Linked DNA regions of Mus musculus: regions 1, 2, 3 and 5 are each linked to region 4. A link is a loop called in an ENCODE intact Hi-C map of the cell type or tissue named here. Cell type or tissue: heart. All regions are shown on one strand. Each heading gives the region's core, and the rest is flanking DNA. Links, peaks and the distances in the headings are about the cores only. Region 1 holds the start of Ilvbl (ilvB (bacterial acetolactate synthase)-like). Region 2 overlaps Rrp1 (ribosomal RNA processing 1 homolog (S. cerevisiae)). Region 3 holds the start of Trappc10 (trafficking protein particle complex 10). Region 4 holds the start of Pwp2 (PWP2 periodic tryptophan protein homolog (yeast)). Region 5 holds the start of Rrp1 (ribosomal RNA processing 1 homolog (S. cerevisiae)).

What was found. A loop is a pair of places that touch in the nucleus more often than their neighbours do. Peaks named below come from ENCODE experiments on the same cell type or tissue, not always from the same donor. Only the 100,000 strongest peaks of a DNase experiment are listed, where the experiment ranks them.
Region 1: it touches region 4 in a loop (3-fold over the local background); 2 of 42 quality-filtered maps call a loop at or near these places.
Region 2: a loop joins it to region 4, with 2.7 times the contacts of the local background. A loop is called at or near these places in 13 of 42 quality-filtered maps.
Region 3: a loop joins it to region 4, with 9 times the contacts of the local background. A loop is called at or near these places in 6 of 42 quality-filtered maps.
Region 5: a loop joins it to region 4, with 2.7 times the contacts of the local background. A loop is called at or near these places in 7 of 42 quality-filtered maps.

The regions. Positions count from the first base shown.
Region 1 is chr10:78,572,012-78,577,728 of GRCm38, forward strand. Ilvbl (ilvB (bacterial acetolactate synthase)-like) reads left to right here and starts at 2,980. Exons shown (of 15, transcript NM_001359302.1): 1 at 2,980-3,220; 2 at 4,571-4,772; 3 at 4,889-5,016; 4 at 5,100-5,238; 5 at 5,331-5,442. The coding sequence starts at 3,086. In heart, for the core only: a CTCF peak has its summit at 2,476; DNase peaks (open chromatin) are centred at 2,440, 2,940 and 3,900; H3K4me3 peaks cover 2,154 bases; H3K27ac peaks cover 2,083 bases.
Region 2 is chr10:78,396,209-78,401,925 of GRCm38, forward strand. Rrp1 (ribosomal RNA processing 1 homolog (S. cerevisiae)) reads right to left here. Exons shown (of 13, transcript NM_010925.2): 12 at 5,642-5,717; 13 at 4,154-4,776. The coding sequence ends at 4,586. Among named protein-coding and RNA genes, the nearest start is that of Mir6907, 9.5 kb to the right of the region's middle. In heart, for the core only: no CTCF peak of the experiment used is centred there; a DNase peak (open chromatin) is centred at 3,293; H3K4me3 peaks cover 836 bases; H3K27ac peaks cover 940 bases.
Region 3 is chr10:78,241,414-78,247,130 of GRCm38, forward strand. Trappc10 (trafficking protein particle complex 10) reads right to left here and starts at 3,232. Exons shown (of 23, transcript NM_001081055.2): 1 at 3,023-3,232. The coding sequence starts at 3,089. In heart, for the core only: no CTCF peak of the experiment used is centred there; DNase peaks (open chromatin) are centred at 2,938 and 3,298; H3K4me3 peaks cover 2,107 bases; H3K27ac peaks cover 1,471 bases.
Region 4 is chr10:78,182,195-78,187,911 of GRCm38, forward strand. It overlaps Pwp2 (PWP2 periodic tryptophan protein homolog (yeast)), which reads right to left and starts at 2,955. Exons shown (of 21, transcript NM_029546.2): 1 at 2,877-2,955; 2 at 1,864-1,976; 3 at 752-846; 4 at 429-528; 5 at 192-335. The coding sequence starts at 2,894. Trappc10 (trafficking protein particle complex 10) reads right to left here. Exons shown (of 23, transcript NM_001081055.2): 23 at 3,228-5,717. The coding sequence ends at 5,662. In heart, for the core only: a CTCF peak has its summit at 3,090; a DNase peak (open chromatin) is centred at 2,977; H3K4me3 peaks cover 1,754 bases; H3K27ac peaks cover 1,520 bases.
Region 5 is chr10:78,409,480-78,415,196 of GRCm38, forward strand. It overlaps Rrp1 (ribosomal RNA processing 1 homolog (S. cerevisiae)), which reads right to left and starts at 3,564. Exons shown (of 13, transcript NM_010925.2): 1 at 3,341-3,564; 2 at 1,925-2,007; 3 at 1,487-1,544. The coding sequence starts at 3,473. In heart, for the core only: a CTCF peak has its summit at 3,635; a DNase peak (open chromatin) is centred at 3,532; H3K4me3 peaks cover 1,795 bases; H3K27ac peaks cover 1,434 bases.

The sequences.
Region 1 (5,717 bases), core at 339-5,338, 390 kb after region 4:
CTGTATCGATGAGCTCCGGGTTTGACTGAGAGAACCTGCCTCAGTGACTAAAGAACAATGGGGGATGATTCTGGACCTCAACAGTGTACCACATGCATGTGCATCCACACATGCGTCACACACACACACACACACACACACACACACACACACACGCTTGTGAAAATGGAGAAGGAAGAAGGAGACAGACAGGAAGCCTTTACTTACCTGGGTTTTTAACAAACAGAAACATTCTTGAGTAAAGCCTAAGTAACAGTGAATGGAGAGGCAGGGGCTACACAGGGCCATATTTCTTCAGTCTGATCCTTCGAGGGCTCTTTCCTCAGCTCTCTGTCCCACTTCCACCTTTGGGAGTGTTTTTCCTTTGTTAATAATCTGCCTCTATTTCTATTTCTAGTTAAAAGTCCCTGGAATAGTTATTTTGCCCCAGGACATAAAAGCCCGGGATTATATGCTATCTGAGCTCAACTTCATGGCCTAGCACTCCTAAGCATGTGCCTGACACTCTGGGCCTCCTCACTGTTTCTCTGACCTCCATGACTAACTTAAAGGACAAGACTCCTTCTTCATTTCCTCTGGCAGGATTTTCAGCTTGCCCCTACTATTTTTTTCTCCCAAACTCTTAATAAAAATGTCTTTGGGATTCTTTCTGACTCATTTTATTAATGGGACTAAGGACCCCCAAGAAGATACTAAGTAACAAGTCTGACAGCCTCTTCTTTAGGGTTAAATGAATTAAGTGAAGAAATGTGCCAGGAAAGGCTGTGTGCTGACACAGAGTAACTAGTTCATTCTTTGTCTCTGTCCGTCTCTTGGTGTCTGTGTGTTTCTGTCTCTGTCTCAATCTCTCTGTTACTGAGGATAGAATCCAGGACCTTATAAATAAGAAGTAAGGGCTTCGCCACTAACTACATCACCAGCCCAAATACTATCTTTTTATTGGCCCTGGAAATGTAATTGAACCTAAAAGCCCCTTTCAGGAAGTATGTGGTTGATCCTTTTAATTAAGGGCTCTCACTAATAGGGCCGGGGAGGAGTGGCTCCCTGTACTGCTCCTAGAAAGAGAATGGAGTTAGGAGACAGAAGGGAGTAGGGCCAATTTGGAGATAGATGGAGTAATCCAAAACAATTCTTTTCTTAATTTTTATTTATTCACGTTACATCGAGGTTGAAGCCCTGCCCCTAGTCCCACCCTCACAAGTCCCCCCCCCCCCCATCCCCTCCTCTCCTCCTTAGAGAAGGGGAAGCTTCCCTTGGGTACCAGCCCAGCCTGGGACATCAAGTCATTATAGGACTAAGCATGGTCTCTCCCACAGAATCCCGACTAGGCAGACCAGCTGGGGGAAGGGGATCCAATGGCAGGCAGAGTCAGAGACAGCCAGCCCCTGCTCCAATTGTTAGGAGACTCACAAGAAGACCAAGCTGCACATCTGCTATAAATGGGTAGAGAATCTAGGTCCAGCCCCTGCACTCTCCCAAAACAACTCTTATGGAATGGCAGGGAAAAGCCTACCTTGTTTGATTCAAGACGAAATTGGAGGCATGCTCACAGCCAGTAAGCATAAATAATTCATACGGTAGTTTGGCTAAAAATAGTTGAGTAGGTTTTTGTGGGTACCCATGGCTTTGCCTGTGCTAGGCAAATGTTCCATCACAGAACTTAATCAGAGACCATAGTTGCTGAGAAGGGATGGCTGAACGATCAGCTTTAAACAGGGCATTTATACCATGGCTTGCAAAGGTCAGGGAACACCAAGGAAGAGGAAGTGGAAAGAATATAAGAGCCAAAAGATGGGGAGAAAGGCTGTGGAATGCTATCTTGTGGACATGACACAGCTGAAGCGATTGTGATTTTTGGTTGGTCTCTATGCACTCCTGCTTGTCCTGGAACTCACTATGGAGAAGAGCCTGGTCTTGAACTCGGAATGGTGGGAATAAAAGCACATACTATTACACTGGTTTACATTGTTAAATATCCATTGTTCAGGCTTCAACAAATAGCTCAAAACTCTTGGTTACACAGATGGTCCTGATTAAAAGCCAGTCAAAGAAAAAGACATAAATTGGAGAAAGGGATTTGTAAGACAGATCGGAGTTTGTAAAAGGTCCCCAGATGCTGGAAACCTGGAAAATGACTGAACCGGCCTGGCACCAAACACTAGGGAGTTCTCTAAACATCCTGCAAAGCCTCACAGTGGTCCAGGAAGGGGAGGGGCTTGCATATGTTGCGGTCGGGAATGCGGGTTCTGGGGAGCTCGGGTGGGGGGTGTGTCACAGTCCACGCCCGTGGAACGTGCCGCGAGATGGTTCTCGCGGGTGTGGAAGGCGCGGTGTAATGTTAGCCAATTAGAGGCGAGAGAGAGAAGCGACCAATGATAAACGTCTCTTTCGGATAGCTTTTTCAGCGAGACTCCAGTTTGGCGCACGCGCGTCTCGTTGAACTACGGGGCGCTGCAGAGCCAAGTGGGCAAAAGGGGCACCACTCCACACTCCCCAGTCACGTGACCCAGAAGCGGCAGAGTTCCACTGCAGTCAGGGACCTTTCCTATAGGCAAAGGTCATAGGGCCTTGTTTGGGGATGGGTGGAAGGGAGTTCTATGTAGTGGAGCTGAAGGCGCATCCTATTGAAAAGTGACCTCGGCTGAAGGCCAAAGGTCAAGAGTCTGGTGTGTGTGGGGAGGGTGGGGGAGCGTACCCTAGGCTGCGCGATCCGATGGGGGTGTGGCCTTACGACTCAATGATGTAAGCGCGAGGCGGGCTCTCCGCTGAGCCCCAGTCCAGCGTTGAGGAGGGTGGGTTCTGCATGGGCTCGTTAACAGATAGGTAAGTAGGAATTTCAACCTTGTTTCGGTGCTACTGCGATCGCCTTGACCTGCTGTGGCCTACTTTTAGTTTGAAGGTGGTGACGTCAGGGGGCGGACTTAGCCTCACTGGGGCGTGGCTTTAAGTCCAGTCTAGATGCGTCTGTGGGCGTGGCCTGGCAGGTCGGGGAGGTGTGGCCCAGGTCCGGCGGACGATCCTGCTTCCGGATTAGATTATAGTACTAAGATTCTGGCTCTGTGCTTTCTTACTTAGGTTCTGCCTCATGGAAACTTCTGCGGCCGCTGCATCTGCGGGAGGCTTCTTCCCCTCCTTCCTGCTCCTGGCGTTTGGGACGCTGGTGGCTGCCGTGCTGGGCGTCGCTCACAGACTGGGGCTCTTCTATCAGCTGATGCACAAGGTGCTTAGGGTAGAAGGAGGGCTAGGGGTAGGAGGAAGGCACTAAAGGTGTTTCTCCAGCTCATCCACTGTGCAGGTGTGGAAAGCGAGTCCCAGCTAGTCTAGAAGTGGCTGGTTGGGAGATTCTTTACAGAGCTCTGTCCCTTTGCCAAACTGTATATGGGCCTGGACTTTGTAACTAGTACGAGATAATGGGGAAATTGTCGTTGTCTGGACAGCACACATTCTCCGCCTACCTCCATACCCAGGGGCCTGAGTCATTTTAACAGAGCAGGCCTTTTAAACATAGTGAGATTGGTGGGCTGAAGGTAGGCAGGGGAGGGAATGGGCTCTGATAGTAAGCCCTTCTGAGGAACTGTCTTAGCATATTTCGTACCATCTTCACCAAAGTAAGTGCTATAATTTCTGTCCTTGTGCCCACAAGAGGCAAATGATCTACAGAGAAGTTTAGTATTTTCTCTAGATGACAGATTTGGGAAAAGCTGACCCCACAAGTCATACTTATAAACCACTTGTTCCATTCTGAGAAATTCTTGCCCTTACCCAGTCCCTTTTCTTCTAGACAGGGACAGTGCCACTGACCTTGAAGTATGTAGGGATCGTGAAGCTACTGAGGCTTGGATGCTCAGGGTAGTCTGTGCCAGGAGTCACTTCCGTGCTAGGCATATGGCTGCTGGCAGCATGTCAGCTGGACCTGTGCCTCACTAGCAGAGGGAGGCAATAGGCTGGATGGAGTTAGCACTCCAAGTGCCAGGCCCTGCAGGGATACTAGGAAGCAGGCACACATCTAAGCCAGGGGCCTTCTGCCTCTTGCCAGGCTCTCCTGGATTCTCTGTAGATTTAACCTCTATCTCCTTTCTTCTCAACTGGCCCAGTATCTCTGGAGCAGGCATTATAATCTCCAGAGCCACTTAAGAACATAGGCTTTATCTCAGTCTGCTACTTGGTAGGCTGGGGAGAGATGGTCACAAATTCAAGCCCTGCCTAAGCTACATAAGGAGTTCAAAGCCTCGTGAGACCTTGTCCTAGTAAAAGCTGATGATATAGCTCAGTGGTTAGAGTGCTTGTCTAACACTATCTATGCCCAGGGTTCAATCCTCAGTACAGTTTCAAAAAGAACATTTCTTCTGTTGGAGTCTATCACTTGGGCAAGTCTTGGCATTTTTAGCTGTAGGACAAAGAGAACAATAAATTTGCTAAGTCAGTGTACCCTTCTCTGAATTGGATTTAAAGTGGTATGTCTCTAACCAGAATCTAAGTTCGTCTGTCTTCTGACCTTACCCCTGCCTGTTCTTGTACCTGCTCCTGGGCTGGCCTCTGACTGTCTTGTTCCTCATCTCCTTTGACCCAGGTGGACAAGACAAGCATCCGGCATGGTGGAGAGAGTGTCGCAGCTGTGCTCCGAGCCCATGGTGTACGCTTTGTCTTCACATTGGTCGGTGGGCACATTTCCCCACTGCTGGTGGCCTGTGAGAAGCTGGGTATCCGAGTGGTAGACACACGCCACGAGGTCACTGCTGTCTTTGCTGCTGATGCTGTGGCCCGCCTGACTGGTAAGGACCAGGGACTAGCAGGACAGTGACATGGCCCCTGTGAATGAGAGGCAGGGGGTTTGGGGTAGGACGATGTTTGGGAGGATGGCATGGTTGTCACCAGCTCTTTCTTTCAGGGACAGTGGGTGTGGCAGCAGTGACAGCCGGTCCTGGCCTCACCAACACTGTGACTGCAGTGAAGAATGCACAAGTGGCACAGTCCCCAGTCCTGCTTTTGGGTGGAGCTGCCAGCACCCTGCTGCAGGTGCCTAGTCCTTAAGGGTAGGTGGGGTCCCCAAGACGGCTTCTCAAGCTTATCTGATAACTGTCCCTTGCCTTCTCTGCCAGAAACGGGGCGCACTTCAGGCCATTGATCAGATGTCTCTGTTCAGGCCACTCTGCAAGTTTTGTGCTTCTGTGCGAAGGGTACGGGACATTGTACCTACCCTGAGGACTGCAATAGCTGCTGCCCAGTCAGGCACCCCAGGTAGGTGGAGGAGGGAGCTGGACAGTAATCAAGCCCTGAAGCTTGGGGGTTGCTGCAACAGGTGCCATAGACTGAACCTCCCTACCCTGCAGGTCCAGTGTTTGTGGAGCTGCCTCTTGATGTACTATATCCTTACTTCATGGTTGAGAAGGAGATGATACCAACCAAGTTGCCCAATAGCCTCATGGGCCGTGTGGTTGTCTGGTGAGTCCTGCTATCCCCACTATAGCTTTCTTCCTTCTTTTGCCTCTTTTGTGGTCGTCTTCCTAAATGTATCCCTCTTTCTTTGTCTCATTCACTGAGTTCACATGGGCTTGGAGGAGCCAGCTCTAGGGAAAGTTTTCCTGGGAAAGTAACTCATGTGCAAAGGTCCTGAGGCAGGAGGGAACTTGGTAGGTCCAGCAAAGCAAGGCATGGCCCTTATGATCAGAAAGAGGAGATGGGCAGGCATAGAGCTTGAGAGATTTCCCTGTCTTCCT
Region 2 (5,717 bases), core at 518-5,517, 210 kb after region 4:
GTAAAATCGTGACAAAAACCACTTGTCCAGAGAGCAAGTCAGAGACTGCCAACGGGACCGCAGTTAACAAAGGCAAGGCACACTTCAGCTTTTGAGAGGTGCTGGGAGGAAAGTGCCTCCCTGCCTTCCAGAAGCCTGTTCCCATGGAAACCACAGCCAGTACTTAAGAAACGGAGATGCTGGTGTGCTGCCTCCAGAGCCTTAACCAAGACCAGGCGCCCGCTAGAGGCAGATGCTGGAACTACACCTGGGGACTTGCGAGAAGGCCGCGTGCCCGCTGGCTGTCCCGCTCCAGGGTCCAGACCAAAGCTCCCTGCCAATAAGGAGCTCCACGGTGATTTCAGTAGGGGTGGTGGTGGTTGATAGAGCAATTAAAACATGGGTAGAGGGGAATGGTGGGTGGGAAGACGATAGGAGATACACATTAGATGTTAGGGAAGGTAGAGGAGTAGGTGGAAGGCTACAAAGATGCATGATTGATGGGTGGAGATGTCATAGCGGATGCGTGTGCAAGTCCATGGGCACAGGCTGCAGAGCTGTCTGTAGTGTGACCTTCCTGGGGACGTGTCTGAGGACTAGCTGAGGAAAATGACATGCAAAGGGAAGGAGCAGGGGTGGGGGTGGGGGCGCATTTCCAGCCAGAACCTGCTGGCAGCTACTTCAGGAAGAGAAGAAGGAGTGGTGCTCCCTTCAGCAGGGTCCTGTGGTCCTCCCAGGGCAAGGCATGGGTCACGGTATTCTGCCGTTTAACTGTGTGAGGAATCGGCTGTGAATGCTGGGACTAAAGATGTGTACCACCACTGCCCAGCCAGACTAAGGATTTAAAATTTTTTCTTCTTCTTTTTTCTTTAAAGATTTATTTCTTTTATGCATATGAGTGCACTGTTGCTGTCTTCAGACACATCAGAAGAGGGTATCAGATGGTTGTGAGCCACCATGTAGTTGCTGGGAATTGAACTCAGGACCTCTGGAAGAACAGCCAGTGCTCTTAACTGCTGAACCATCTCTCCAGCCCCAGACTAAGGATTTTTGAAAGATACTGAACTTTTAGCCAGGCAGTGGTGGGGCACGCCTTTAATCTCAGCACTTGGGAGGCAGAGGCAGGTGGATTTCTGAGTTCAAGGCCATCCTGGTCTACAGAATGAGTTCCAGGACAGTCAGGGATATATATACAAAGAGACCCTGTCTCAAAAAAGAAAAAAAAAAAAGATACTGAACTTTTATAGTGTTTGAATTTCTAAGACCATGGAACTTCTTAAGTTTGTTTTATATTGTGATGCTGATATTAATGTGTGAGAAAAAAAAAGGTTGTGGCTTAATAGTGACATTTCTGTCAAGTTGACAAAGAGTTTCTTGCCAACTTGACATAAGCTATCATTGTCTGGAGGGAGGGTGCCTCAATTGAGAAATGACCCTGAAAGGCCAGTAGGCAAGCCTGTAGGACATTTTCCTGGTCATGTAGGATGGCCCAGCCCATGTGGGTGGTGCCACCCCTGGGCTGGTGGCCCTGGGCATTATAAAAAGCAGACTGAGCAAGCAATGTGAGAGCAAGCCAGTAAGCAGCACTCCTCTGTGGCCTCTGTCAGCTCCTGCCTCCAGGTTCCTGCCCTGATGTCCTTCCTTCCCAGATTGCTTTTGGTCATGGTGTTCATCACAGCAACAGAAACCCTGAGCGAGCAGGTAAGGAAGGGGTGGGTCCTGGGTGGGTGGTCCTGCCAGGAATAGAACCTTAAGGTTTGGTCAGAGCCTGTGGGGAGGAGTCTAACAGAGAAAGGGAGAATGTGAACAGGCTAGGTTCCTGAGGTCTGGGTCCAGCAGAAGCATCCTCTCTGGGCACAGACTCACATGAGGGTCAGAGCCCACATCAAAACCAGTGGGGCAGTTAAGAAAGCGTAGAAATAGATGAGCTTGACATTTAATTCAATAGGCTCTTAATAAAGCAGGCAATCCCCCCCCCCCGCGTGGTGTGAGTGTGTGGGGCTGTTCTTGTCTTCTTGTTTGATCCCCTGGTGATCTTAAGAGAAAACCTTCAGGGCCCCAGGATAGCCTTCAGAGCTGATCCAAGCCATAATATCCCCAGCTTGGGTTTTTGCTTGCTCTGTGGCCTTCAGACATCATCCCTATTGCAATGAAAGGTGTGTGTGTGTGTGTGTGTGTGTGTGTGTGTTGTTTTGTTCGACTAGCCTCGAACTCGAGAGTCTCCTGCCTCTGCCTCTTGAGTGCCGGAGTTAAAAGTATGTACCACCACCGCCAGGTTGGAAAAATATTAAAAATAAATTACATTCAGTCCACCTCTCTGTAACTACTACAGGCTCTCAACTTGGGGACTCAAATACCTGTAGATGCAAACTGTCCAAAAGCAACAGTTTCACATTGAGTATGGTCTGCACTGAACTTGCATGTGCCTCCCCTCACCCCTTATTTCCTTTAACAAAGCATGGCAGCCATTGGTGTAGACTTTTGCCTTGTACCAAGAGTGAACATGAAGTACATAGGAAGTTCTATGGGGTTCTGTGAAGATAGTTTGGAGATTTTAGTGTTAGTTAGGGATTTTAGTGTTGGTGATGCTCAGTGTTTGTGGGGGTCCTGAAACCCACCTCCCCATCAGTACCAAGAAATTCCTTTTCTCCTGTGTGTTCATGTGTGTGTGTGTTCATGTGTGTTTGTGTTCATGTGTGTATGTGTCTGTTCATGTGTGTATGGGCTTGGGGAGGGGCCTGTTTTCTGATGGAGGTCACACAGTCAAAGAGGCAGAGCCTCTCCTGGTCCATCACCTCCTTAGATCAACTGGACTGCCCAGAAAAGAACAAGGTAGCCAGGTGAGCATCCGCATGAACTGCCACACCCAACAGGACAGGGCATGGCAAGTTCCCACACTGTGAACAGGGGGTACTGCTGGGTCGCCTGGTTCACCCCCATAGTCTGGGGCTGTATGTCGGAGGCCAAGCCGCGGACTGACAGGCGAGGGTTCACACTGGGAGCAGGGGCTGTCATTCGGAAGACCCGCAACAGGTGAGTTGCAGAAAAGCCTGGTGGTTCTTCAAACAGCTGCCCAGGCAGCTGCACTCCTGGGTGTCTCCCCCCCACCCCCCGAGAGCAGTAAAGAGGCCTGAGCCCTGAGAACAGCTCAGTGACATGCAAAGACCATGCATCACTGCACAATCCCAAGTGCGCCTGTGCAGAGCAGCCCCACCCCCACCCCCCACCGACATGACGCAGATCAGAGGCTGCCGACCCAGGGAGCAGGCTCACCAGGCGTAACAGATGTGTAACTGCTGGCGGCTGCCCAGTTCTGAGAATATCCTGTTATCTCACGAATGAGACAGTGGGTATGTGCCTTGTGACTGCTCTCAAAGCTGTGAACACGGGATTGAAGATGGCCACTTTCGCACAGATAATGTTATCCTCTGGGGTGCATGGCACTGCCTGATCTCCATCAGTCAAGATCCACAGTCAATGTTGAGGGACTTGGTGATTCTTGTCTGGAGTCAAGCAGTTACTAAAGAGACTGCAGACATAGAAGTGCTTCACATGGTGGTGCTGGCTGCAGGTCTCCCCCAGGGGAAACAGGCGTAGAACCCAGGGCCTCACTCAATTAGAACCAGGGTGTCACACCCAGTGACTGTCCTAAGCAGCTCTCTCAGAATGGTGACCCACACCACCCAATGCTGTCTCCTGTGCACTCTGGGATGTGCTTAGGCTACCACAGCGTCCAGGGGCAGAGACTGCTTAGGCACTGTCTTTCCTCCCATGACCTGGCCTCCTGCAGCCCTGGATGCCCCAGTAGTGACCCCAAGGAAGGGACAAGCCCATAGCAGCAGGGCTTGAGTCTGCTCTATTCAGAATAAGAGCCCAGTCAGGTCATGCTCAGGCTGCCAGCTGGGGTCTCTATAAATGCTGTGTACAGTGTCCCAAAGAGAGGTGGTGACAACAGCCAGGCTCTCCTGCCATGGCCCTGTCACTTCAGTCTCAGGAACCTCCTGAAAACCCTCAACAATGCAAGTCTGAGATAGGAGCACAGAGCATGAACCCACGGGCAGGCTCTATTGCAAGGGTTCTCAGATGCACATAAACTCAAAAGTAAGATGAAAATACACACCTCACCCAGGAAGTGACATCTGCTATACCCCTACACACACACACACACACACATCCAAAAATGGGAGAAGCAGCCATGTGCTGTAAGGACCCGCAGTTTATTTGTGGGCAGCCAAGGGTGGAGGGGACAGTGACCACACAGTTACTTGGTTTTGTTTTCCTGACTATGGTGGAGGGAAGCTGAGACAGGGATTTACTCTGCAACCCAGGCTGGACTCAGTCTCCAGATCTTCTGGCCTCTCTGGCTAGGATCAGGCACAGCCATAGCATATGTACAAGTGAAATGTTGAGTGTTTTTCTGAGATGCAGGTCATGGCTCTGAGGCAGGATCATGCTTAAAGGCTGGGACTAAACCAAGAGTTTCTTCCGTCCTCCTCCTGCTCCTCCCCTATAGGACGGACGCTCAGAACCTCGGCATTCAGAGGCTGCAGGAGCATGCCCAGGTATCCTGCCCCATTCCACCATGTGCCAGCCTGGGCTGTGCACCTCACTCTGCACTCTGTGATGACTGTATCCTCTTCTTGGGTTGCTGGGCCCCAGCCCCCTTTGCCCTAGCCCCGGGCTTCCTCCTCTTCCCAGGAGGACCCCCTTGGCCAGCCTTCTCATCCGTTTTCCTGTTCCTCTTCCTCTTCCTTCCTGGGCCTGGGTCTGCACTTGAGGATTCTGCCTCACTCCCCGCTGTGGACAAAGTAAGGCTTGTGAGCAAACTCCTGGGACAATATGGTGTCCTTCAGTCACGGCAGTGCCAGCACTGGGGACAGCACCAGCTATGGCTGCTGACCAGGGTGAGCTTCATCCTGGGTCCCAGGATGATCCCAGGGAGGGCTCAGGAACTGATCTCCAGAAAGACTAGCCAGAGGACAGGGTGAAGGGCCCAGACATGGAGCAGGGTGTGAAGACAGTGCAGGAAGAGAGGTAGAGATGGCTATCTGACAAGAGGGCCAGGGGCCGTACCCCCAGGACCAGCAAACATTAACTCAACCTGCTGTGTCAGAGCTGAAAGACGGTGTCTGGGCTGAGGCTGGGGCCATGCCAAGGGCAGGCTGGTGAGAAGATACTGCCCAGCTGGGACCAATATGTATGGGCCTCAGTGTGGAGATAGCTGGGCCAGAGACAGGGTGAATGCAGTGACCTTTGGCAGGGCAGATGGCAGATCCTAGGTTAGCATATGACCAGGTTAACCCCTGAAAAGACTGTCAGCTCAGGCAGGGCCACCAACAATGCACAGCAAGCCCTGGACAGTCTTTAGCAAGAGTGTCACAGGCTAGCACATACACAGCAGGAAGGCAGGGCTAGAAACCTGAAACCAACAGTTACATGGGAAGAGGCTCAGGACCACTAAGGAGACGAGGCAGACGAGGCTCTGATCAAAGATGGCAAGACAGTCAAAGAGAGCACAGGCACCAAGGGCTGAGGGTGGTCCCCAGGCCAGGTGCACTGTGGGGGTCTGTGCATGAAGGGAAGCCTTAAGCATAGGCAGGACAGGCAGGGGAGACAAGGGAGGTGAGCCAGCCCATGTGTTAATCATCACCCAGGATCCTACCTTCCTTATTCTGGGGCTGAGGTTTGGGCAAGCGCTTCTTTTTCTTCTTCCGTTCCCGCCTCCCTTCCAGCATCTT
Region 3 (5,717 bases), core at 397-5,396, 59 kb after region 4:
ACCACACAGATCCTCTCAGCAGAGGTAGTCTCTCCCCACCATAGCCCACAAGACAAGATGTTAAGAATCTTCCAATGAGGGGCACGCCTTTAATCCCAGCACTTGGGAGGCAGAGGCAGGCGGATTTCTGAGTTCGAGGCCAACCTGGTCTACAAAGTGAGTTCCAGGACAGCCAGGGAGGGCTACACAGAGAAACCCTATCTCGAAAAACAAAACAAAACAAAAACAAAAACAGAATCTTTCAATGATGGCTAAAACCTACCAAAACTTCTATGCAGTCCCAAAACAATATTAAAATAACTCAGGAACATTTTTGAGCAAGACTTGATTCTGTCTCCCCCCAACCTTTGAGGACTTTCCGTTCCTCTCACGCCCCTAATCTAGCACCAGTCACTGTCCAGAGGAAAATATGAGGCTGGGAAGATAAAACAGCTCATAAAATGCTTGCCCAGGAAGCATGAGGACCCAAGTTTGGGTCCCTAGAACCCACGTGACAATCATGCTATGGTCACAGGCTTGTAACCCCAGCAATGGGGAGGTGGATACAGTATAATTTCTAGAGGCAGACTAGCATAACTGGTGAAGCCCGGTGTGATGGTTTGTATATTCTTGGGCCAGGGAATGGCACCATTTGGAGGTGTGACCTGGTTGGAGTAGGTGTGTCACTGTGGGTGTGGGCTTAAGATTCTCACCCTGGTTGCCTAGGAGTCAGTCTTCCACTAGCAGCCTTTGGATGAAGACCTAGAACTCTCAGCTCCTCCTGTACCATGCCTGCCTGGATGCTGCCATGCTCCCACCTTGATGATAATGGACTAAACCTCTGAACCTGTAAGCCAGCCCCACATTAAATATTGTTTTTATAAGACTTGCCTTGGTCATGGTGTCTGTTCACAGCAGCAAAACCCTAACTAAGACACCCGGGGTTCCAGGGAGAGACACTGTATGAAGAAACAAACAAACAAACAACAAAAAGTCCAGGAAGACAGCTCAGGTGGACCAATTCCTGAGACTGATCTCTGTTCTCCACAGGTGCACAAGCCTGCACATACACCATATATGTATACACACACACACACAATGATAAACATGAGCTCTGCTTTTTAAAGTGAACTCAGACTGGCTAGGTGAGTGTTGAAGGAGATCTAAAGTATGAATTTTTTAATACGATAAAACAGATTGTTTGGGGAGCAAACACTAAGAGAACCATATACACAGTATTGACGTGTTGTGAAGAGTGAACTGGCCTTTGGGTAGATTTCTGAACTGAGTTCGTTAGCTTCTCCTTTAAAACATAACAAGATAAAGAAGGAATAAGGTGGAACCAGGATAAGTGCTTGCCAAAGCTGCAGCCCCAGAAACATAAAAATGCCACTGAGTGTATACTAAGTCAGATTTCCTGAGTGTCAAAAAAAAAAAAGCCTTTTATTTTAAAGAGATTGCTTTTACATTTCTCTAAAACGACTTTGTTTTCTGAAATTCCAGTGAAGAGCTGTGCCCTCCAACTTGGGGACACCATCAGCACACTTTCTTATGATGCTACCCCAAAGCCATGGGAATCCCCCACCAACACCCAAACTCCAACAGGCCTACAGGAAGGCACCCTGCAGCTGTCCTGCACACAGGAAGGTAAGACATTAAATAGCACACATTTCCAAGTACTAGCTACCAGAGTAATTAACCCTTTCTCCTTAGCCACAGCCGATGCCGCTGAGCTTGCAACTTTACCTTCAGCAGGATGCTGATAAAATGTCTATGGCAATGAAGATGCCAATGTTCAAAGCTAAGGGTCGGGAGATGCAGTCAAGTAAGTGGGTGTCCCTGTGGGTTCTAAGTACTCATCCAGAATTCCTACTGTGCACAGTACTGGGGGAAAGTTCTCAGGACCTGGAACACATTGAATCCAACCATGAACAGGGTGCAACTTCCCTGAGGGGATCAAGGAGCACCCGGGCAGGGCGGGGCAGCCTCCAGACCAGCTCTGCCACATCGGTCCACCTGCCTGCAGGTGAGGTTTGGCAAGCCTCTCAGTTGCCAAGCATTCTGGGAAGAAAAAAAAAAAAAAACAAAACACACACAACTAACTGCTGAACTATGCAAGTCTCCCAACTTTATGGGAGACACATCCATATCCCTGAGAAAGTTAATCTAGCAATAAAGAGATGTAAGTCTTTAAATATGAAATGTCTATGCGGTTACAGGAAGGAACTGGGAGGAGCCCATGTATCCAAGGGCCCAAAGGAGAAAACAGAGCAGGGTGTGCTGGAGACCTTGGGAACCCTGGGGCCTAGCACCAGGTTTTGCAAATATGCTTCCTGTTTAGAAAAAAGTAAATTCATAAGGTCAAGCACATACTGAACTGCCAACAGCCACGTATCACACCTGTCCTTTGAGAGACAGCACCGCAAAGCTGTCAAAATGTTAACCAACCCGTCCACACTTCCCATGAGTCCATAGTTTGCAAAACTACTCCGTTCTGAAATTATGCTTTAAAATGAGGGTTTTCTTTTTCTGTAGCAGAGAAACCAATCTTTGTGTGTGAGTGTGTGTGTGTGTGTGTGTGTGTGTGTGTGTGCATTCAGTGGGAGAAGGAACAAGTGCGGAAGGGGATGTCCGAGCGGGAACTCGCTGGTGGAGCAGCTCTGGAAAGTGCCTATAAGCACAGGATGATTGGACCAGACAGAGCTGGGTTCCTTCCTAAGCCTGGCCGGCCACCTGCCACTCCGGCTTGACAGTCACTAGAGGAAGAGCACCTGCGCTCTGCGGAGAGCTGGGCCTGCCCACCGGACTGCGGTCAGCGCGCAGGAGAGCCGACCCACGGGGAAGGCCGGCCCGATCCCTAGCAGCACTGACAGTACAGAACGAGCTGCTCCGGAGACCGCCCAGGTCAGGACCCAAAGCTTGGCGTCGGCTGCACAGCGGGTCGGAGGTCACCCGCGGAAAGGTCGGAGGTCGGCTGTGTCCGCGTAGATGGGAGCTGCCAAGCCCGGCCGCGCCCCCCGCCCGCCCGCCCCGCCGCACTTACAGGTGACGATGGGCTTGTTCTCCATGGTGTAGACCACCGGTGGCTGTGGCTCCTCAGGGGCGTCCATGGGCGTCCGGCGTCACCGGCCCGGCCCCCCGCCCGCCATGGGCACCCGAGGCAGCGCGGGGCCCGCTGAGCCCGCGCCTCCTCGCCGCCGGCCCCCGGCAGCTCCTAGCCGGCCGCCCGCCGCCGCCGGCCGCGTCCACTTCCGGCCCCGGCGCCGCCGCGTGACCACTTCCGGGGCGCGCGACTTAAAGGGGCGGGCCTCGCCGCCGAATGCCCTCCTACGAAAAAGGCCGCGTGCCGGGCCGCCCGGCGGTGCAGGGCGGGGCCGCTGTAGCTGTCAATAGCGGGAGCCGCCTCTGCCTCGGTTCTCAGGCAGCTGCAGAGGACAGAGGGCGGCGCACGTGCCTGAGCTCCTTGACCCCACCTTCTCAATGCCCAAGCTTGGTGACCCTTGCTTGGTCTCATCAGACCTGTCTAAACTGGATTCTCCTCGGCTTCGCACCTGCAGATGCTCCCTTACCCTCATCCTCGCTTCTACCCTGTGTGCCCCCACGTCACGTCTGGCGGAATTCCCGTTATCTCCGAGGGAGCTTCCTCCTTTCCGGCTTCTGCAGGATGCCTTGGGTCGGTTTTTACATCTGGGCGAGCTCAACTGTGCAGTGCCAAGCTGAGTCTCTGCTTGCCTGTTAACACGGACTTGCCAAGTGTGCTGACTCAAAGCGAGGCAAGATCGAAAGTGTTCCACCCACCCCGTACAACTCCATGTGCACCCGCTGGCACGCCAGCTTCCCACTGTCCTTTCTGGTTTTGTGAGGTTTTTGTTTGATTGGTTGATTAGGTGGTTTTACTCGTATGAACCACCACATAGGTCGTTTCCACCTGCGTCAGCCTTCAGCACTCTTTCCCTTGGCTCCCAGAATGCTCCCTATGTCCCACCTTCATCAGTACTGGTCACCTATAGCTGGTACTGCTTTGAAGCCGCTAGGTATTGTGAATGTCGCAAAATCAAATATTGCTTTGAACTGAACTCGGCGCAAGTAAAGCAGGTCTATGGGAGCTTTTGCAAATGGGATTCAGTGTGCAAATGGAATGTCTGAGCATGACTTGACTGTTGGGGAGCATGTTGGTTTGGGCTTTCAGGCAACTGATTAGGGCAGTTGAAGCAGGTGGAGACTGCCAGGCACAGGGGTTCTCAACCTGTGGGTCCCGAGCCTTTTGGCAAACCTCTAGCTCCAAAAAAAATATTTACATTATGACCCATAACAGTAGCAAAATTACAGTTTATGAAGTAGTAACAAACTATTTTTATTTATGTAATAATTTTATTTTTACTTCTTTAATATATTTATTTTGTTTATTTAATATTTTTCTCTAATATTTTTATTTTTATTTATTTAATTTTTAGTTTATTTATTTAATTTTTATTCATTATTTAATATTTTATTTTTATTTACTTAATATTTATTTTTTATTTAGGAGGGTCACAGCATTAGAAAGGTTCAGAACCACTGGCCTAGAGAGAGCACAGCAAAGCAAGAATAGGGGTCCAAAGCCTCCGTGGACGTGCCAAAGGTTTTTCACCCCATCCAGCTAAGCGTTTGTGAGATGTCAGCACAAAGAACGAAGCTCTCACCTCAAATGGAATAAGAGATGGTGTGCTTCGGAGCCAAATTTGAGTGCCCGCCACCCAGGGGACAAGGATTTTGAGGAATCCTCTGAGGCCTCCTGAGTGGGTAACCCCAGGTTTCGTGATCCCACATGGAAGCACTTGAAGCTTTATAGTTGCAGAACATAAAAAGTCATAAATCAAGACAATTTAAAATACATTGGTGAGTACGTCAGAGAGGCTGTTATAGCTAGAAGGTGGACTCTCTCCTGTTGGCCTCAAATACCATTCTTAGCTTTGGAGGTGGGAAAGCTAGTTGTGATGGTTTCTATACACTTGGGCCAGGAACAAGGGGTGGCACTATTAGCACATGTGACCTTGTTGAAGTAGGCCTGTTACTGTGGGTGTGGGCCTTCACCCTATCTACCTGGAAGTCAGTCTTCCACTAGCAGCATTCAGATGAAGATGTAAAACTCTCAGCTCCTCCTGCACCATGCCTGTCTAGATGCTGCCATGCTCCCACCTTGATGATAACAGACTGGACCTCTGAACCTATAAGCCAGCCTCAGTTAAATGTTGTCCTTTATAAGATTTGCCTTGGTCATGGTGTCTGTTCACAGCAGTAAAACCCTAGCTAAGACACTAGTGGTCTGCAAAGTTAATAGATTCCAACACTTTTTTTTTAATCTATTAGTCACAGAGTGTTAGTTCTGACACTGGGGTGGGCAATGAATGGATATTTAGGGGCTGACACTAGGCTATCATAAAATAACTAGCCTCTAGACCTGCAGCCTTGTAACCACTCCACCTCAATGTCGTTGTGATTAGTCACTCAATCTTTGCAGACAAACCTCCTTTCCAGGAATTCTGCTTCACAGGAATGGGTGGCAGTGGGGCTTGTCAGGAACAACAGGGACACTCAGGCCAAACAGTACAACATTCAGCTGAGACACTATAGTAAGGACCGTATCACCAGCCCACAGGCTCCCTCTGCAAAGTGATAGAAGGACTTCCGACTTTACAGGTAAGTCTCTTACCCCGATTCCATAGCAACCCTTTAACAGCTTAAACTCAAGTCTTAGC
Region 4 (5,717 bases), core at 530-5,529:
GAAGTTTCCAGTGGTAAACGGGAGAAGGAAAACACTACAGACCTTACTTAAGAGCAGAGCTCAGTCCTGCCATTAGAGGCTGGACCAAACTACAATGGGCTCATGGCGCACTTAAAAACTCAGCCACAACTTATGGAAGAAGACCGCATTCTCCAGGGACAGACGGCCAAGGGTGCCCTCCCCAGTCTCACTTGGAGTCATCTGTCCAGTCGATGCATGTGGTCTCATCATAGGGCCCGAAATAGGTTTTGTCCAGAACAAACGCATTGAACTCTCGCTTCTTTCCGGGGGCGTGGTACATTTGCGCAATGTTGCCCTTTGTGACAACGAATTTTCTGCAGGAGAAACGGGGTCACATGTGATACTGGGGACCAACAAATAGCTGGCCAGAGACCGGTGGGTGCCCTGCATTCGACAGATGCTCTTACCTGCCATCGGGAGAGAAGGAGACGCTGTGCACGGAGCCCTTGAAGTGGAAGTGGTGGAGCACCGACCTGCACACCAAGCTGACCAGCAGAGCAGCACCCCCTGCAAGAGGCCAGAGTGACACTGTGGCCTCCCAACCCCAGACACAGCCACCGAACCCCAGACACAGCCACCGGACCCCAGATGCAGCTTGCCTGTCCACCCTAGGACGTGGGTTGCTGGAACCTGTGCTATGAAGCTGAACTTGACCCTAGGCGATGCCCTTGCTTCACAGCCCAGAGGGTGCAGGGCCACCCCAGTGCCTGCCCACACCAACATTGATTACCTTCATCAACGATGATTGCGAGGCGACCATCTGGGGACAGCCCCACGCACTTGATGTTGTATTTGGTGGCCAGAGGCAATGTGTTGGATCTGTTGCTAAGAAACACAAAAAACCCAGCCCACAGTTGGTTTCGGACACTCGGATAGGGAGGGCAGGGCCAGAGATGGACTAGCAGCTGGTTCTCCTGCTGTAGGGCCCCTTAGGCTACAGCTCGTTCCTTGCCCTCCTGGGTCGTCTTGGTATTGACCTTTTCGAGTTAAGGGTAGCACACTTGCAAAGGCTGTATGTTCTTAAATTCAGAAGTGGATAGAAGGAGAAGAAAGCAGGGTTTGACTGAGCTGGAGGCACCATTATAGGTGTCGCAATTAGAACCTAGTTTGTTTGTTTTGTTTTTTTTGGTCTGAGTCTTCTTTAACAAACAGGTTCTCATTACTTCTGAGACCCTGAGATGTTATTTAAAGAGACAGTGACACAGAAGACCTGACTAGACCCAGTAATCCATCGACAGCAGGCACAGTAGGTTATACTGCTGGCCCAGCCTACAGTGTCTGGTAACGGAGGTCTAGGACTAGCCAGCTAACTGAAGCTAATGGGAGCACAGTGGCCAGAAGAACTGGAGGGTCTTGCCCAGGCTAGAGGGGATCAGCCTACAGACGTTCAGACAGTCAAGTGCTGAGTCATTCCTAGTCAGAAAAGGAGCCACAGCACATTTGTTGGGACAAGCAAAGCTAAGCCTAATCTCAGCAGGGAAGGTGGGAACCATCAGGGCTGTTGAGCAAGGACCCAAGACAGCCTGAACTCTCCAAACCACCTGTCCTGGGGCCCTTAGAGCCGCCCCTCCCCCCACAGTAAGTGCTCACCTTTTGAGATAACCTTCCTATCTGCCACCACCCCTACTTGCTAGCCAACAGCCAAAAGGCACATGACTTTTCCTTTCCCTTTAAGAGTAATGCTGGTGTTCTAGATACTAGAATGAAAAACGAGGACCTCAGCAGGCAACTCTACCATGACCTGTGTCCTCCTAAATCCAGTAGTCCTGCAAGCCACAAAGAGGATGGCTAGCCTTCACACGGAGGATAACGTCCCTGCTAACATTGTCTCCCCATACTTACTTCTTAAGGTCAAACACAGTGACTCTATTTCCCACGGGGCTGATAACAGAATTTCCATCATGTGTGAAATTTAAGTTTCCACACCGATAAACCGTACCCAACAAATTCGAGAACTGCAAAGGAAATGAATCAGTTTTAACACAGAGAACACAGCGTCAGCTCTCTGAAATGGTGATGAGAGGCATCTGGGCATAGGTAGTAAAGTACCTGACCATAGGTGTGTCCTGCCCCTGGGCAGAGGAGGAACCCAACTTAATTCTCAGGAGCCCAGGGTTCCCTTGAATGGTACTATACTCCCAAGACAGGAAGCATTTGCCAGGCACAGAAGGGCACAGGATCTCCATTCTAAGAGAAGCTGCTTCAGTGAACAGGGCTGCAGGAGATGCTCACCACGCCCACCGTGCTAAGTATCAGTGCCCCGGTGTATCCATTCAGTTATCAAAGGCAAGCATCTCCATCCAGCAGACACAGCTGGGTGTAGAGACCCGAGCCTTGTGTTCTATGTCCACATAGAAACGGCACATAGGCAATTGGACAGATGTCCAAACACTGCAAAGCCCAGCAGAGCAGTAGGGTAGTTGCTTACTGGGATTGCCTGGGCTAACTAAGGCAGGAGTCGATCTGGGGTGTAGGTGGGCAGCTATGCAACGAGATAACACCAGGCAGAGCTAGGCTCCTAAGAGGTATGATCAGCAGAGGAGCGCTGTCGAGACTGCTCCAAGAACTGGCGGCCCTGTAGAGAGCTGGGTGTTGCTTGAAGTTTGTTGTTAAGAGCCTTTCAGCAGCTATTGCTGTGTTGTCTGGCAAGAGGAGTTTGGACAGGGCTGGGTACAGCCCGAGACCTGTTGGGTAGGAGCCCGGAGCTCCTGGTATAAACCAGGAGCAATAGATTGCGATGGGTCGACCCACTAGTGCTTCCCACAGGCAGCCGAGATGACAACGACCTCGGTCTCTCCCGCGTCCTCGGAACCTTCCATCGCCCTCCCGTTGCCCCTGCCCGGCCCGCCGCTCACCCGGTAAGCGAATTTCATCCTGGAACCACACGTGGGGTACCGTACTGCAACCACTTCCGGAATACAAACAATCTCCGGCGCTTAAAACGCGCACTTCCGGGGCGGAGCCGCAACCCTAGTGTCCTGGGAAGCCCCGCCCGTCCCTCCCTCACCCCCACTCCCGCCACCACCCTGCCTCTACGCAGGCGCTGCGTAGCGGTGAACTAGCTGAGACCGCTAGGACGGTGGAGAATGGAGCTAAGTTCTAGGTCTCCATGCAGAGCCCAGTCCGGAGCTGAGAAAGCGAGCAAATCGTCACACACTCGCCTGTAACCGTGCAAAACAAAAACAAAAACCCAAGTTCAAACGGAGTTTCTTCTTAAAACGTGTATTTTTAGAATTTTAATGCTTACACTTTAAACGATCTTAGTACAGCGGCCTTACTCTGACATTATGTTACAGAACACTGTGAAAATGGAACCAACGCCTGCAGTGTCAAGGTGCGGCCGTCACCTTTCCTAGACCCCATCCCAGAGAACAAGAGCTGCCAACTCTCTTACAGAGAAAGGTGTCTTCATGAGAAATAACAGAACTACCAACATTTTAGATCTCCCCTTTGTTTTATTCTTAATATATATAATTAGAAAACCGTAGAGAACTCAGAAATATGAAACTCAGGGGGTGGGCGGTGAACTCAAGAGCCAGACTCCACTCTAAAGGACTACACACGGATGCGGGAGGCTAGCAGTGCCGGGTGGAAGCTTTTCTGCCAGGATCAAGTCTCAAAGACCTCCCCACACATGGACTTGACATCTGCAGGCCAACTGTCAAAGGTTTACCGAAAACAGAGTTCAGAGGGCTGTAGACATTCAGTAAGTACCAAGTTCTAATTTGCATACCCAGCTCCCCAAGTTTATTAGTTTTAAACTGCACATAAAATAGGTTTTCAGAGGGTTTTAAATAAATGTTTGTTTTTTTTTTGTTTTTTTTTTTTTTAAGGTTTATGTGAGTACACTGCCACTGTCTTCAGACACACTAGAAGAGGGCATCAGATCCCATTACATATGGTTATGAGCCACCATGTGGTTGCTGGGATTTGAACTCAGGACCTCTGGTAGAGCAGCCAATGCTCTTAACCACTGAGCCATCTCTCCAGCCCCAGTGTTTATTTTCTTTAAGCATTCCTCCAATTCCTGCAAATGAAAACCACTTGGTGGTGGTGTGTTGTGGGCGTCGTACTATCCTTTATTTACTGGCTGAGTTAAAAGCAAATACCCTGGGGCTGGAGAGATGGCTTAGCAGTTAAGAGCACTGAGTACTCTTCTGAAGGTCCTGAGTTCAAATCCCAGCAACCACATGGTGGCTCACAACCATCCGTAATGGGATCTGATGCCCTCTTCTGGAGTGTCTGAAGACAGCGACAGTGTACTTACATATAATAAATAAACAAATCTTAAAAAAAAAAAAAAGCAAATACACTGAATACTGAAAGTGTTGGCTTGGTTCTCCTGGTTCTCTCTGTGCCCCTGACTCTGGGCCCAAACATGGTCCCCAGGGGGCAGCGACTCCTGAAGAGGGCTCCCTCCTCTCCCAGCTTTCTACCTCAGGTCCCACTCACAGACACCACGCCAATAAGCCCAGAGCACTCTATCTCCTATATACAAAAATACATCACTTTGGAGGACTGAGAACGTTTAATACATACAGCATCTATTTACAATCTATGACTTCCACACCAGTAAAAACAAACACACATTTATTTTGTCCTTGATTTTTGGTGCAACTTATACACAAACATTACATCAGTTAGTCTGTACTCTTAAAAATAATAAATCAACAATATGTACAATCAAATTTACAACCAAAAGTAAATGAACCCGTTGGTGCGGTATGACTGCAACCCAGTGGCCCAGCTGAGGTCCTCCAGGCCCTGAGTCCTTTACGACTGATCAGAGCACAAGAGAGGCCCCTCTCATCTTCACTCCAGATGGAGCATCTTCAGTTCCAAGACTTAAGGTGCAAAAGATGTCGATTATACAGCTACAATACATGAGCAGACTTTAAAGTGAGAGAAAACATTTTACCCCCACATCCAACAATTATAATAAATATAGATTTAATTCCAAGTGCATATGTTATTCAATCAACATTAGGGGAGTCGGGGATCCAGAACTTTTAGCCTAAGCCATCTCCACACCACACTTCCCTCCTCTCTGGTCTTCTCTGCAGTACCTTTCACGTGGCTTCTACAGATGGATCTTGTGATCTGCTGGGCATCCCAAGGCACAGAAGGGGTTATGTTCCCTCCCACCCCACCCCACGGCCCCAAAGCTGTTACTATAAAACCATAACCAGGGGCTCTGGCGTGTAGGACAGTGTTTTATCCCAGGAGGCCCACAGTTGCCCAGGGACTGGGCTTTGTGAGAAGGGCACACAGTGCCATAAGAGGACTGCAGTCTGCTGAAGATCCACCTTAAAGAAACCATGGCGGTGTATGGAAAGCCACTAGGAGAGGGCTGTGAGAAGAGACCAGACCCTCTTGGGAGGGTCTGAGGAGTTGGGGATACCAGCACGGGGCACAGGGCCAGGGATAAAAAAAATGAAAACAAATCCTGTGTCATAGACAACATGAGGTGACGCTCTACTCCACTGCGCAGCTGAAGGACACTGTTCTCTGCTGTGTCTGTAGCTAGGCAGGACTGCCAAAGTCTGGTTAGAGCTAGTGTGTTACCACAGACCACAATCCAGCCACAGTCCCTAATGCGCACTCACACCCAATCTGTGGCTTCACTGGACCATGGCACAGTCAGGTAACACTGACTTCCAGGACGTGGTCGTCTTGACTGGGAATGACCAGGACCT
Region 5 (5,717 bases), core at 522-5,521, 230 kb after region 4:
CTTTGTCCCTGCCTTGGCTTGGACCAAAGCCCTCCTGACACCCAAGCTAGACCTTCAGCAGAACTGCATTCCTGAAGCAGAACTGTAGGCAGATACCTGGCGCTTGCCCAACTAGATCCATGAACCCTGCAGGGAACAGATGAGTCAGATATAGGATGCAGAGTCTAACTGTGCCGCCAAAACCTCATAGAGAAGCTCTAAACCCTCGGCACTTCACAATGTACCAGGGGTGAACGGAGGGGCCGTGTTCAGGGTACTAAAGCAGGTCGTGAGGGTGGACCCACCTACTCAGAGTCAACCAGAGAAGGCGCCATCCACAAGGCAGGAGGAACCAGCCCTGGGAAGCCTTGGTACTGGGACAAAAGGAAGGCAAATCCTCTTCTCTGCAAAATTCTACGCCAGCAAAGGGCTGTTTGTATGGCTCAGGCCTGGTGGCCTGGTCACCAGGTTACCAAGTGGTCACTTCAGCTTTGACTCAGCAAAGCTGCCGGTCCTTAGAGAGCAGGGAGTTCAGATCTACTGCCTCTTCTACACTCAGTTCAAGAGAGATCCTGAAGCCATGATACACATCCGAGATGCCAGGGCCCAGGGAAGTAGGAGGAGGAAGTTCCCAAGTTCGAGACCAGCCTGAGCGACACAGTAAGAACCTGTCTCCAAAAAGAGGGGTGGGAGGAGGGAGTCTCCTGAACTGAGGCGTGCACGCATCCCTCAACTTGCCAGCTTCAGTCGAATAAAGCTAAAGCCCAGCTCGCCGAGGACAGGAGCAGGCACAAGCATCCGGCTTCTCTGTCAGGACTGCCCTCAAAGCCTCAGACATGCTATGCCCCAGGGCTAGGCTGGCCTGAGGCAGGGTCTGGATCTCAGGATGTTTAAAGGCTGCCTAAGTGATTCCATCAGGTAGGTTGGATGAGGGATAGGAATGGGAAACACGGGATTTAGCAATTTAGCCTCGGCGATTCTCAATCTGTGAGACCTCCCACTTTGGAGGTCCAATGCCTCTTCCACATGGGTCACCTAGGACCATTGGAAAACACAGATATTTACATTACAGTTCATAACAGTAGCAAAATTACAGTTACAAAGTAGCAATGAAAAGAACTTAACGGTTGGGGGCGGGGGTGGGGTGGGGGGTGTGTGTGTATCCTGACAGGAGGAACTGTTTTAGAGGGTAGCAGCATTAGGAGGCTTGAAAACCTCTGTACTTAAGAGAAAGGGTGTCACTGTCATCAGCTAAACACCACGGGGATCATGACACCGGCTGTCATATGCCATACCACTGCCTTTCACTCTTTAGCCATGTCTGTTTGGTAAACTGAGGGAGGCTGGTTGGGCACTGGGCTGTGTTCCACGCCACGAGCATCCACACAGCCACCTCCCTGCAGCCTGCGTGAGGTTTGAGAGCACACTGTTGCATTGGTCCCTCTGGATCTCAGCGACTCTGGTGTCGGCAGGGTCCGGCCGGGCCTGGCTTCCGCCGGGTACTCACGTGCCTCCGTCGTGTGAAAAGCATGGACAAGCTGGGCAATGGTCCTTCCTAGTTCTTCCTGTGAGGGAAACAGGAAGCACACGCTCAGGCCCCGAAGCACAGTGGCTCTGACGGCCAACACTACCAATGCCCTCTCACTTCAAAGGACCAGCTGCCAGTTGGCCTTGGTTCCTTGCTTGCAAAAGACCTACTATGGGGCTGGAGAGATGGGTTAGTGGTTAAGAGCACCAATAGCTCTTCCAAAGGTCCTGAGTTCAAATCCCAGCAACCACATGGAAAAAAAAAAAAGACCTACTATGCAGGAAACATCACTTTCTCTATAAACAGCAGGAGTCAGTGCTGGCTATGTTAAGGGGTGGGGTGGAGGATTAAACATAAGCCCCTCAGTCCCCCACCAACTCCTGTGAGGGTTCTTCAGCTACCTTCCCAGGCACCCACCTGCTGGAGGGGCTTGTCCTGCATCCACATGCAGTAAAACAGTCCTTTCCATACTTTTAGCAGTTCATCTGGAGTGAAACCACCTGCATCACAAGAGCAACAGTGAGACTTAGTGAGCCCTGGAACCTACCTTCCCGAGCCAGGAAGGAAACATGACTGCCTGAACTACTCTTAACAATAATACGACTGGGGGCTGGCGAGATGGCTCAGCGGGTAAGAGCACTGACTGCTCTTCCAAAGGTCCTGAGTTCAAATCCCAGCAACCACACGGTAGGTTACAACCATCCTAATGAGATCTGATGCCCTCTTCTAGGGTGTCTGAAAACAGCTACAGTGTACTTATTTATAATAATAAATAAATCTTTGGGCCAGACGGAACAGGGACTGAGCGAGCTGGGCTGACCTCAGTGAGTGGGGCCAACTGGAACGAGCAGAGGTCCTAAATTCAATTCCCAACAACCACATGAAGGCTCACAACCATCTGTACAGCTAGCTACAGTGTACTCATATACATTAAATAAATAAATAAACCTTAAAAAAATATGATTGGGCAGCCAGCCCCGCCCTCAAAACATTCTCCAACAGAACTGCCATAACGGTGCCTGGAGGAGCCCCTCCCCCCAACCCTCCAGTAACTCCATGCACCAGCAAGCAGGTATCAGTCCCATAGAGTTAAAGAAACCCAACACTTTCGGGACCGGGAGATGGCCCATTGTTAATGCAGTGATTAATTAAGCCAGTGTCAGACCAAGGAACTGTAGCTATACTATGACATTTCGGAGATTAAATGGTGAAAGTTATTCATTCCGGCTAGCAAAGGACATCACCACCATTTAGCGAGGCGCATCCCCCAAGTTGGGGTGCTCTGACTAGAGCGTGAAAAACTGCGCTGAGACACTTCCCAAAGCATACAGCCATGACCTCGGCCAAACCACCGCTCAGGGAATCTATAATTTGCATCCGCGGAGGGATATCCAAAAGCAAAGGACATCGCCACCATTTGGCGAAGCGCATTCCCCAAGCTGGGGTTCTCTGACTAGAGCGTGGAAAACTGCCTTGAGACACTTCCCAAAGCATACAGCCGTGACCTCGGCCAAACCACTGCTCAGGGAATCTATAATTTGCATCTGCGGAGGGATATCCAAGAGACGCGGAGGCTGCTGAAAGGGGTCGCTCACTGAGGACCAGAAGCACAGAAACCGCTCTGCAAAAGGACATCCTGGGAACGGGGTGTCGAGAACACACCTTTAAGAACACGGGACACCAGTAAAGGCCGGCGGAAGAGCACCAGCAAGCTACAGAAGGAAGAAAAGCGGGCAGACCGATCGGGTCAGCCTAAGCCAGTAGAACAGCAGACGAAGGCCGGATCCTGCGGGGCCCACGCAGCGGAGCTCGCCTGCCCTCCCGCCCGCGTACCTGTCGCCCGCTGCGACCTGGCCTCGATGTACTTCCGCAGCTTCCGCAACGCGCGGTCCCGCGTCACCTGTTCATTGCCCGCCAGGCGCTGCGCCAGCTGGATCTCCGGCGGGAGCGGCACTCCGGGAACCATGGTGAGGAGAACCCTGAGACCACGCACTCGACGCTTCCGCTGGGGCGCTCGAGTGACGACACGCGCTCGTCACCACTGAACGTCACACTGAGGCGACACAACCCAGCTAGACGTCAAACGTCCTGGACGATGCTGGCGTACGCTACCGCCTCTCAGTGGCCGAGAGGCGCAACTGCACCCTGCAGGGAGGAGGATGGTCTGGTGTAAGCCTAGGGCATCTCTGATTCTTGAAAAGGTTAAAGCATTGTCTTGGGTTCGCCCTCCTCTTTACTGCAGCAGGAGTGGCTGTATTACAAGAAGATCGTGATGTGGCCCAGCTTGTCCTCAACTGTAACACTTAGCAGGACTGCGTGGAGCTGCCCTTGGCTCAGCATCCTGAGCCATGTTGGGGTGTGGGGTGTGGGTGGGGGGAGGTTGGGTGTGTGCATGAACCCTGCAACGCCGAGAACTACGAGCTTTACCCGAAACACTTTACCTGATCCCTAACACCTTAGTCCTCAGGGAAATCCACCCCACCAAGCCTCTTGTAGAGCATCCACTTTCCTGGAAAGAGAAAAGCAAGAAGGCTGTCAGGATCCAGATTATGGGACAGGGTGCAGGTACCTATCATGAAGGTAGGCAGGCAAATACACTATAGAAAGCACAGTGAGTGTGCAAAACTTGAGTGTGCCCTGGTTCATGAAATGTGTGGTGACAATCGTTTGGGACACTATTGGGAAAATTTTTCCATATAGCCCAAGAGCTGAAATGTCAAATTAGAATACAAAACAATTACAGGTTTCATTGGTGTGCCCAAGACCACCAGAAGTCTGATGACTTGCTGGGGGAAATTTCCAAGACCAGTGGACGTTTGGACTTAGTGGTACCATAACATTGCCAGTTCGTTGCTACACCATAGGCCAGCTAAGCCCAGGATTAAAGTGTCAGGCAAGGAAGGTGGCTGTATTTGAAAAGCTAGATGCTGGAAAAAATGGGAGGGATGGTTGTTGAAAGTCTGACTGAAGAGGAATAAGCAACTGGGGTGGGAGAGGGCATGTCTAAGCACTATTACAGGAACATAGACAATTCTGTATTTTCTATAACATCAGAATTTACTGAATAACAAAAAATTTGATAGACTACATCAATGTTATGGCCACGCTTTTTAAAGTCAACCCAGTTTCTTTGACTTAGGCAAGCTATCTCTTGTTGCTGTTGTTTTATTTATATGAGTACGCAGTTACTGTCTTCGGACACACCAGAAGAGGGCATTAGATCCCATTACAGATGGTTGTGAGCCACTGTGTGGTTGCTGGGAATTGAACTCAGGACCTCTGAAAGACCAATCGGTGCTCTTAACCGCTGAGCCATCTCTCCAGCCCTAGGCAAGCTATCTTAAACTACTAATATTAATGGTCAGACTCTACTTACACATCACACAGTAAATATATCCACCTATACATATGTGTATATGCCAAGTCCTGCTAGGCTTGAGTACTGAAACCCCAACTGGGAGAAGTAAAGAAATACAGGACAGACACACAGACAGAAAAGGTGGGCTCAGCTTAGGTGTGAGCACTCTGATTGGGACACTCACTACCATTGCAACTTGGAACCTCAGGTTGTTTATTATGTACCAACTAGGAGGAGGAGGATCTGGTCCTAAACATCCAGTCATGGATGCTTTTTAAGTCTACAAGTCTCAAGCACAAAGATGGTAATTAGTGCCTTAGTTAGGGTTTCCATTGCTGTGAAGAGACACCATGACCAAAGGCAACTCTTATAAGGACAACACTTAATTGGGGCTGGTTTAGAGGTGCAGAGGTTCAGTTCATTATCATCAAAGAGGGAACCTGGCAGCATCCAGGCAGAGACGGTTCAGGAGGGGCTGAGAGATCTACATCTTCTTTTTTTTTTTTTTTTTTTATTAGTTGGCTGGTTTGGGATGTTTCTTTTTTTTTTTTTTTTTTTTTTAAAGATTTATTTATTTATTATATGTAAGTACACTGTAGCTGTCTTCAGACACTCCAGAAGAGGGAGTCAGATCTTGTTACGGATGGTTGTGAGCCACCATGTGGTTGCTGGGATTTGAACTCTGGACCATCGGAAGAGCAGTCGGGTGCTCTAACCCACTGAGCCATCTCACCAGCCCGAGATCTACATCTTCATCTGAAGGCTGCTAGAAGAAGACTGGCTCCCACATGGTTAGGAAGAGGATCTCAAAGCCCACCCCCACAGTGACACACTTCCTCCAACAAGGCCACA